Regions from separate parts of the Homo sapiens genome. Here region 1 is linked to region 2. Evidence: chromatin loops called from intact Hi-C (ENCODE). Cell type or tissue: sigmoid colon. All regions are shown on one strand. Each heading gives the region's core, and the rest is flanking DNA. Links, peaks and the distances in the headings are about the cores only. Region 1 holds the start of PWAR1 (Prader Willi/Angelman region RNA 1). Region 2 overlaps LINC02250 (long intergenic non-protein coding RNA 2250).

Region 1 (5,384 bases), core at 189-5,188, 350 kb after region 2:
AATATATGTCATGAGGTACCTTTCATGATCTCTAAATGTTGGAGTTGCTCCTCCATTAAATGGGCCTAAGTCTATGGAAGTGTACCTATATAGATGTATATGAGAATGATGACACAGATACAGTATGAAGTGTGTGGCTGGGACACAGCAAGACCACAATAAAGGGTAACGACGGGACAGGATTATCACATTTACTTCTGTGCCTGTCATTCAGTACAGAACATAAATCAGCCCTGAATGGGAAGGGGTTGTGTCAATTGAAGCACATACAGTATTGCATAATCTTCATTTATGATGTTAAAAAAATAGATCCATTATAACTTCAAAAGTTAAATCTCATGGTTTCAGCTATGAACTTTCTCCAGATACGAGTCTCTCTTTCATGGAGGTCATAACTACAAGAAACTTCCCACAGCAAGTAGGGAACAAATCCCTTTGCCCATTTATTCAGTCATTCACAATTTTGGTGACTTATTCAATAGACGAACATTGCTGTGACATCTTCTCTATGCCAGGTATTGTACCAGAAACAAGAACACCACCCTCTCCTCGCTGCTTTCGTGGAACTCAGCATGGTGTTGACAGCCAGTGTGAGGCTGGCAATGCCTCTTTGCCCTCTGGATCATATTTACCTGCGTCTCTGATACTCACCTCCTCAAAGAGGAGGTATCACCCACCACATACCAAACTCCATGGATGTTCAAGTCCCTTATATAAGATGTAGTGTATTATTTGCATATGATCCACATGCATCCTCCTATATACTTTAATCTCTAGATTACTTATCATATCTAATGCAGTGTCAATGCTATGATAAATAGTTGTCATACTGCATTGTTTAGGGAATAATGATAAGAAAAAAAGTTTGTGCCTGTTCAGTACAGATGCAACCATATTTTTAAAGAATATTTTTGATCCATGATTGGATGAATCCACAAATGTGAAACCCATTGATACGGAGGGTCAACAGTATATACATATACACACACACACACAAATACACATACATACACATATGTGGCTGACTGTATATGTAATCTATATTATTACCCACTCCTTCAATCATTTGATAAACCATTCAAAATGCTAAAAATTGCATTTACTTAGCACATACCATGATCAGAAAATACAGGAAGCTCTGACATCAGGATATGAAAAAGACAATCTCAAAGAGCTCATAGTTTATCAAGGATGAAGAAAACAGTGACAGTAATTAAAATGAAAATAACTGGATGAAATTACAAACCAGTTCCAAACCTGACGACGCAATTTCTTTCTGAAGTCTTATGTGAAAGATAACTTTTCTCATTTTTTTCCCTCAATTTACACCTTTAACCTTGTTAGTGATGAATCTGACATTTCTCCACACCAGGGTAGAGGATCAGTGCAGAGCATGTTGAAGAGCGTTCCCTGTGGTCTTTGCCATGGCTAGTTATGGCTGGCCTCTACACTAGCTATGGCTCCCTCTGCAGGATCTTTAGGAGATGACCCAGAGACAGAAGATACCCAGCACTGCCATTTTTAATTGCAGTTAAATATAACAGGCAGTTGGTACTATTTTCCCTGGGGCCCACCCAGGACACTAGTAACTGCTTCTTCAAGTTGAGTTGCTAATACTGCATTTTTATGCCTGAGGCTCATATTTTAAAAATCTGTACTCTAACTACAATGAGAGAAACAGATGGCCCCAACGTTTTCCTTCAAGTGGTACTATTTTGATATATCAGGATGAAACTTTTTCACTTGTGGTACAGGCTAATAACCTTCTTATATATCAGATAGGTAGTTTCTTTGTCAAATTTGTTCATTTTACAGATATTAAGAGGAGAAAGGCTAATTTAATTTTACACACCCAATTCTACAACAGCCTGAAAATAGCATCAGTAAGGTAGAGGACAGGAAGGTAGGGTGGGTGTGGGGGCTCACACATAACTCAGTGGAAAGAAACAAGAAGAAAAAGAAACAATAATTTATATGCCTAACATTCTTTATGTTCCTCTTCTAGTTCCTCCAAGGAAATCCTACCATATGCCCACATTCCACATGGACCAAGGCAGGCGTTCCACTGGGGAGCTGGCAATTATTTTGAGATTATACCGAAGTAGTGCATGAACATAGCCTTGTGGATATCATGGCCTGAAGTCTTAGAGTCTTCACCAAAAAAGATAATGATGTATATGGGTGTGGGCAGCTATTCATGATGGTGCTGCTACAAAGAATTAAGTACCATTTCCAGCTGTCCTTCTGAAAGCAGAGAATAGCCCACAACTTTGTGGAGGCACCTTTTCTGCCTATAACATGTAAGGAGCCTGAAGGTCAGGTGGTAATGAAACTAGAAAATCTGCAATAGCCATATTCTTCCCAAGCCACAGTAAGATGAGAGAAGCCATTACCAATGCCTCCAGGCATACACTAGTTTCCTGAAAGGAGGGCACATGCCACAGGCCCTTAAAGACAGTCCATTTAGGAGGTTATCACCTCCAGAAGGAAGCCTGAAGCCAAGGGAAAAAAATTTTTTTTTTCTCTAAACCTGAAGTCATAACTTAGGTACATTGATTAGAAATGGTGCCTGATAATATTTCATATCCCAATAAGTTCCCTCAACCAAATTGCCTGGAAGCCTGGTGCTTCAAAGGAATTGTGTATGCAGATTGGAAACCTAAAGCCTAACCAACAAAACAACAGCAATTCTCTGAGGCTCTGATAAAAGCCTAAGTCATAATAGTCCACAAAAAAGGGGCTTTCTACCACTGCTACAGCTTCTAAGACCCCTAGAAAACGGAGCGCTTCCATAAGCAAAGCGGGAGCAGCTGGATAAACCAACAAATGAACTCCTTCCTTGAAGGAGGGCTTGTTGCTGCCCACCAGGCACCAGTGTTTATTTGGGGTACGTGGGATTGTTTGATAGTGTGAGCTGGTGGTATAAATGTTAACTCACATCTATGGGAATAAAGACTTGTGTTAGAGTACCTGGCACCCTAGTGGTGGTGGCAGCACTTACACTTTATGTAAGTGTACTTTACTTTGACACTTTATATAAAGTGTCTGGCCTGGACATGTTTGCAACAAACTCCCTTTCCCTGACTCCCACGGAATATTTCATTCCAGACCATGAAGTCCTAGGGGAGCTGGTAATCATAGTGAGGGAAAAGGACAGGAAAAATTACTTGAGTAAACAGCTAAGAGACTAGTCCTCAGAGAAGCTGTCTGCCTGAAAAAATCACAGCTACAGGCAAAAACAGAGCAGCCAGGGGAAACTCAGGCTATAGCTGCACAGATAAGCCATAGATAAGCAGGCAGGCAAAGTCTGGCATGGAAGCCCTTTATTCTTTGTATGATTAACAAGCTCCCAGCAAAAAGTTTCCTTCCCTTTTCAGATATGTACATGGTGGGCTCCCTGGAAGCCTGCACAGAAAGGAGGGGGCTTACCTAAAACAAACCCTCAGTTACACAAACAAAAATAAGCGGCGCTTTGTGCTTGCCTAGAGACATACCCACAGCTGCATAAGATAAGGGGAGTTGTACAGACAGCTTTGCTGATAAGAGAAGTTACTCAAAGTGCTACAGAGATGAGAGGAGTTTCTTAAAAAAGCTTTTGAATGACTGTAAAAACGGCAATCCACTTGGACTCCCCTCTCTGCTGCAGAGAGCTTTCTTCTTTCGCTTACTAAACTTTTGCTCCAACCAACCTCACCCTGTGTCCATACTCCTTAATTTTCTTGGTTGTGAGACCATGAGCTCAGATAACACCTTGGACAATGAGACCAGTGACCCTGACCTTTTCATTAGGGTACATTGCCTCCATTGGGGATATGACCAGACCTATCCTGAGTTATTCCCAGGTCAGTGAATGTCTTAGTGACTCAAGCCTTGTCCATCTCTTCACCCACCAACTTTTACATGGACAAGGAGGAGGGAAGGAGGACACATCCTACCAAGATTGCAAGGCAGGTAATAATTGCATCTAGGGCTTCAAATGATCCCTTTGCAAATTCACATAAAGAAAAAGTGACTGAAGATTTAAGCCAAACCAAGAAATGGAGAACTAAGAGATAAGGGAGCAAACGGTCATATGTGTCTTTAAATTCTGGACTACTGGACTCCATTAAGCCTGACGCCAGACCCAACATGGTTATTTATCTCCTTTTTTTTCTCCTTTAAGCTACTTTGTGTTGTATATAATTGAGAGAGGTGACTGATCAGGACAATTTATAGAGAAAAGCAAAGAAGGGCTAATAATACCAAAATTAAGGAAATATATTATTTCAGGGGTGCTTCTGGAATAATTCTTCTTGAGAACACAATACTGCCAATGGAAAAAAGAGATAAAGAACAGTGTGAACATGGTACAATGAAACGAGGTGACAACAAAATTCTCTTTGACATGTTATTGTTGACCATACGGTACTTATGGATGGAAACAGAATATAGTCATGAAATGAATGCAATAATTTGACTGTAATTTGTATATATTTTAAAATTTAATTGTGCAAATGCAATATGTGATTATGGTTTAAAACTTCAGATTATGCCAACAAAGTGAAGGTAGGGTATGAATAGCCTCAAGGTATAATGGTTAATCACACAGTTCTGAAGCAAGGTATACCTGGGTGCAAATATTGCCTTAATCAGATATTATAATGACAACTATTATTGCTGCTGTTCTCAACATCTAATCACTGTAGCCTTATGTTCCAAACCTTTCCAAACTGGTTTTTCTATATAAACTTTTCTTAATACTCAAAAGAGCAATTTGAGGGAGGTATTATCAGTATCATCATATGAGCACATATATAAAATGTTACATATATGTTATATATCAAATTAATACCATTACAACACATTTAGCATGGGGTAATTAGCAGCTTTTTTTTTTTTTTTTTTTTTGAGGCAGAGTCTCACTGCGACACCCAGGCTGGAGTGCAATGGTGTAATCTTGACTCACGGCAACCTCTGCTTCCTGGGTTCAAGCGACTCTCCCATCTCAGCCTCCCGAGTAGCTGGGACTACAGGCGTGCACCACCATGCCTGGCTAATTTTTATATTTTTAGTAGAGACAGGGTTTCACCATATTGGCCAGGCTGGTCTCGAACTCGAACTCCTGACCTCAAGTGATCCACCCCCCTCGGCCTCCCAAAGAGCTGGGATTACAGGCGTGAGCCAACAAGCCCAGCCAAAACATTTTTTAATTACTAGGTTTACAAATATTTCAGCACAAAATCTTCCTACCACTTTTCAGTATGCACTCAATAAATAAAAACATTTATTATCATAATGGTTACTTATTACATGAATCAGAATTTTGTAGATCTGTTATTTTCTTCTTTCAAACAGGATGCCTCTATTAAGTTGATCAAATAAAAAATGTTGATTTCATCATATAA
Region 2 (5,384 bases), core at 201-5,200:
TTTCCTTCCTCTAGGATGTATTCAGTTTCCTTGCTTGTGGCCTTGTTCACACCCAGAGGCTGTATTACGGTCTGGTTCAAGATAAGCTGATTCCATTACTGGCCTATGGAGAACTCAATACAACGCTATAGGATGGAGACAGAAATTTACAGAAGAATGACAAAGAAATGCAAAATCTATGAACAGAAATAATTTGGGGATAAGCACAAAGCCACCAAGTCAATAATCCTTAATGTTAGAATCCATCCTGGAGGCGCAGACAGAAGGAAAGCTTTTCTCTGGCAATTGAAAATATCCAGACCCCCGCAATTCTCTTTAACTGTAAACAGTCTATATTGCAAATGTCTTCACAGACCACCAAGGTACTCTAATGCAGACAGATGCTGTCAAACCAAACTGTGGTTTCTCATTTCCCTAGAGTAAAACCCCAATTGTTAATGTCTAACAAGAGGATACAAGCTGAATTACTAAAATGTTTAATGAATGTAATTTTTAAGATATGTGGTTTTATACATTTCTAGTACTCTCCAGAGCCAACAAAATTTGCCTCTTCATTTTCTCCTTTAAGCAAAATTCACTGCAGGATAGGCCAGGTGATGCTGTGGTGACAAACAACTTCCCAAATTGCTGCAATTCACATACAAAGTTTCCTGCTCACTCACGTAATATGCCGTCCAAGATCTGCAGGGATTCTGCTTCAAGCTGTCTGCATTCTTACTCTGGGACTCTGAGATGTGGGTTGATGGAACAGCTACCATCTGAAACATTGTCAGTGATGATGACACAGGAAAGAGTGTGAAGCAAAGGTTCTCCTGGCCCTCAAAGCCTTCACCTATAAGTGATACTCTTTCCTGCTTGCATTTCGTTACCCATATGAGATATATGAATAAGCCAAATTGCAAAGAGGTCTTGGGTGTTGGAGAACAATAGCACAGCCAGCCCAGCACACACACCCTGTTACACATTGTATTCTGTGCTTCACACTGGAGCTAGAGCCAGACTTGGTCTTACCTCCACAGGTCTACAGTCTAGTGAAAATACAAACAAGAGACCCCTCTGTGCTGAGATTCCCTGCCTGCCTGGTGGGTGGGCAGAGCCAGCAGAAGGATGTCACTATGACAAGTAGCCCAGCCCAGGAAACCTCTTTGTCCCCACTGGCCTGAGATTCCCATCCTACTCCAAGAGACACTCCATAGCCCAACCTGGGAGAACCTGTTCCGTCCCTCAAACAGCACCAGCAGGGAGTGGGATTCCCAGCCCTCATAGATAAACAAAGACCAAAGTCTCTGAAATATAACTGATTTAAAACCACAGCCCACAAAAGTAATCCAGGACCTGAGTGCTTAACCTAAACAGAGTGACTGCCAGCTAAAATAAAAAAAAGAAATTAAAAAAAATTAACAGACTCCAGAGTTTCTTAATATAATAGACAAAATGTTCCGGATACAATAAAATATCACCCATTTTGCCAAGAACCAAGAAAATCACAATTTGGATAAGAAAAGACAGTCAACTGACAGCAACACTGAGATGAGCAAGATTTGGAATTATCTGATGAAGATTTTAAAACAGTTGTAATAAAAATGCTTCAACAATCAATTATAAATTCGGTTAAACAAATAAAAACAATTTTAAAAATCTCAGCAAAGAAACAGAAGTTACACAAAAGGACCAAATGGAAATTAGAGAACTAAGAAATACAATAACAGAAACTTAAAAAAAAGACAACTTCCTAGATGGGTTTAATTGTAGAATGGAGATGACAGAGGATAGAATCGCTGAACTTGAGGATATAATTTGCCTAATTTGAGTAACCAATCTGAACAATCAGAAAATATCCTTAATAAATATTAAGGATATTCTCAGGGACCTATGGAACTGTAAAATAGATCTAACATTTCTGTCATCAGAGTCTCAGATGAAGAGGAGAAAAGAGAGTGGGGCTGAAAGAAGGAGTAGACTGAAAACTTCTGAAGTTTGGCAACACACACAATCCTATGGATTCAAGAATCTGAGTGAATCCCAAATATGATAAGCCCAAGAAATCCATACCAAAGACAAAGAAAAAACATTTTGAAAGAAACTAGAGAAAAATGACAAATCACCCATAGGGGAAGAATGATGGAAATGACAGTAGATTTCTTATCTGAAACAGTGGAACCCAGAAGAAAATGGCACAACATTTTTCGTGTATTTGAAGTGAAAAGAAAATTCAACCACAGATTTTATGTCTGGGAACACTATCCTTCAGGAATGAAGAGAAAATAAAGACATTCTCAAATGAAAGAAAAATTTGTGCCTAGGAGACTTATCCTTAAAGATTGGATAATTTATCAAACAGCAAGGAACTGTAAGAGGGAATCCTGAAGCATCAGAAAAGAAGAAGAAACAACAGAAATGAAAATATGGAAGCCGGGCATGGTGGCACACGCCTGTGGTCTCAGCTACTCACAAGGCTGAGGCAGGTCAAGGCTGCGGTGAGCTATGATTGCACCACTGGACTCCAGCCTGGGTGACAGAACAGGACTGTGTCTAAAAAAATTTTTTTAAAGAAATAAAAATATGAGTACATGCAATAGACTATCCTCCTTATGATTTTTCTAAATCACATTTGATGATTGAAACAAAAACATTAACACCGTAAAATACTCAAGCCAGCCGGGCATGGTGGCTTATGCCTGTAATCCCAGCATTTTGGGAGGCTAAGGCAGGAGGATCACTTGAGCCCATGAGTTCCAGACCAATGGGGACAACACAGCAAGAACTTTTTTCCCACTAAAAACAAGCTATACAAAGAAATATATTCAAAACACAGAAACACTAACAATACAGCCGGGCGCGGTGGCTCACGTCTGCAATCCCAGCACTTTGGGAGGCCGAGGCGGGCGGATCACAAGGTCAGGAGATTGAGACCATCCTGCCTAACACGGTGAAACCCCGTCTCTACTAAAAATACAAAAAAATTAGCTGGGCGTGGTGGCGGGTGCCTGTAGTCCCAGCTACTCAGGAGGCTGAAGCAGGAGAATGGCGTGAACCCGGGAGCGGAGCTTGCAGTGAGCCGAGATCATGCCACTGCACTCCAGCCTGGGTGACAGAGCAAGACTCCGTATAAAAAACAAAACAAAACAAAAAAAACACTAACAACACATCAAGGTAGAATCCAAAACAATTATTCAAATAACCTAAGGAAGGTAAGAAAATAAACAGAGGAATGAGAACCAGAAATCAAACAGAAAACAAATAATTAAAAAGGTAGACTTAAGCACCAACATATAAATACTTATCAATATCAATAATTTAAACAGCAATAAAAAGAGATTGGCAGATATAGTTAGACTGAAAGGGTCAATGATTAAACAAAGTGGTTCATCCATACCATGAAATACTACTCAGGAATGAAAAGGAATGAATTATTGATATACACAATGACTTAATGGATCCCAGGACAATTAGGCTAAGTGAAAAAAAAATCCCAAATGTTTCATACTGTATGTTTCCATTTCCATATCATTTTTTGAAATAAAACTTTAGAATTGGAGAACAGTGGTTGCCAGAGGTTGAAGGCTGGGGTGGCAATGGGGAATCCTATGGGGAAGTGGATTTAGGTATAATAGGGCAACACAAGCCGTTCTAGTGGTGATGAAAATTTCAGTATTTTGATTGTGGTGGTGGAAACACAACCCTACACGTGATAAAATTGTGTAGAACTAAACACCATATGCACGGACATACACACATGCACAAATGAGTATAAACAAAACTGGGGAAATCTGAGATCGATGGGGGATTGTATCAATGTCAATATCTTGGTTGTGATATTACACTATAAATTTGCAAAATATTACCATTACAGAAAACTGGGAAAGTGAATATGGGATCTCTATATATTACTTCTTCTTTATTTTATTTTGTTTTGAGACAGGGTCTCACTCTTACCCACGATGGAGTGCAGTTGCATGATCACAGCTCACTGCAGCCTCAGTCTCCTGGGCTCAAGTGATCCTCCTGCCTCAGCCTCCTGAGTAGCTGGGATTATGGGCACGTGCCACTAATTCGGCTAATTTATTTTTTATTTTTTTACTTTTTATGGAGACAGGGTCTTGCTGTGTTGCCCAGGATGGTCTTGAACTCCTGGGCTCAAGGGATCCTTTTGCCTTGGCCTCCCAAAATGCTGGGATTACAGGCATGAGCTATTGTGCCCTGCCTGTATTATTTCTTATAATTGCATATGAATCTGGAATTAGATCGATACAAATTTCAATTAAAAATAATTTGCTTCCTGACTTTTTAATGATCGCCATTCTAACTGGTGTGAAATGGTGTCTCATTGTGGTTTTGATTTGCATTTCTCTAATGACCAGTGGTGATGAGCTTTTTTTCATATGTTTGTTGGCCACATAAATGTCTTCTTTTGAGAAGTGTCTGTTCATATTCTTCACTCACTTTTTGATGGGGTTGATTTTTTCTTGTAAATTTGTTTAAGTTCCTTGTAGATTCTGGATATTAGCCCTTTGTCAGATGGATAGATTGCAAAACTTTTCTCCCATTCTGTAGGCTGCCTGTTCACTCGTGATAGTTTCTTTTGCTGTGCAGAAGCTCTTTAGTTTAATTAGATCCCATTTGTCAATTTTGGCTTTTGTTGCCATTGCTTTTGATGTTTTAGGCCAATGCCTATGTGCTGAATGGTATTGCCTAGGTTTTCTTCTAGGGTTTTCATGGTTTTAGGCCTTATGTTAAGTCTTTTTTTTTTTTTTTTTTTTTTTTTGAGACAGAGTTTCACTCTTGTTGCCCAGACTAGAGTGCAATGGTGCAATCTCGGCTCACTGCAACCTCTGCCTCCCAGATTCAAGCAATTCTCCTGCCTCAGCCTCTCGAGTAGCTGGGATTACAGGCATGTGCCACCATGCCCGGCTAGTTTTGTATATTTTGTAGAGACAGGGTTTCTCCATGTTGGTCAGGCTGGTCTCAAACTCCCAACCTCAGGTGATCCACTCACCTCGGCCTCCCAAATTGCTGGGATTACGGGTGTGAGCCACCCAGCCTGGCCACATTTAAGTCTTTAATCCATTTTGAGTTAATTTTTGTATAAGGTGTAAGGAAGGCTGAAGCTGGAAGCCATCATTCTCAGCAAACTAACACAGGAACAGAAAACCAAACACTGCATGTTCTCACTCGTAAGTGGGAGTTGAACAATGAGAACACATGGACACAGGGAGGGGAACATCACACACGAGGGCCTGTCGCGGGGGTGGGGGGCTAGGGGAGGGATAACATTAGGAGAAATACCTAATGTAGATGACGGGTTGATGGGTGCAGCAAACCACCATGGCACGTGTATACCTATGTAACAAACCTGCAGGTTCTGCACATGTATCCCAGAACTT

The links. Hi-C counts contacts between places; a loop is a spot of excess contacts. Peaks named below come from ENCODE experiments on the same cell type or tissue, not always from the same donor. Only the 100,000 strongest peaks of a DNase experiment are listed, where the experiment ranks them.
Region 1: a loop joins it to region 2, with 4 times the contacts of the local background. A loop is called at or near these places in 9 of 110 quality-filtered maps.

The regions. Positions count from the first base shown.
Region 1 is chr15:25,132,383-25,137,766 of GRCh38, reverse strand. All of the region lies in intron 61 of SNHG14 (small nucleolar RNA host gene 14), which reads right to left. PWAR1 (Prader Willi/Angelman region RNA 1) reads right to left here and starts at 2,125. Exons shown (of 1, transcript NR_022009.1): 1 at 1-2,125. In sigmoid colon, for the core only: no CTCF peak of the experiment used is centred there; no DNase peak of the experiment used is centred there.
Region 2 is chr15:25,482,023-25,487,406 of GRCh38, reverse strand. All of the region lies in intron 4 of LINC02250 (long intergenic non-protein coding RNA 2250), which reads left to right. Among named protein-coding and RNA genes, the nearest start is that of UBE3A, 46 kb to the right of the region's middle. In sigmoid colon, for the core only: no CTCF peak of the experiment used is centred there; no DNase peak of the experiment used is centred there.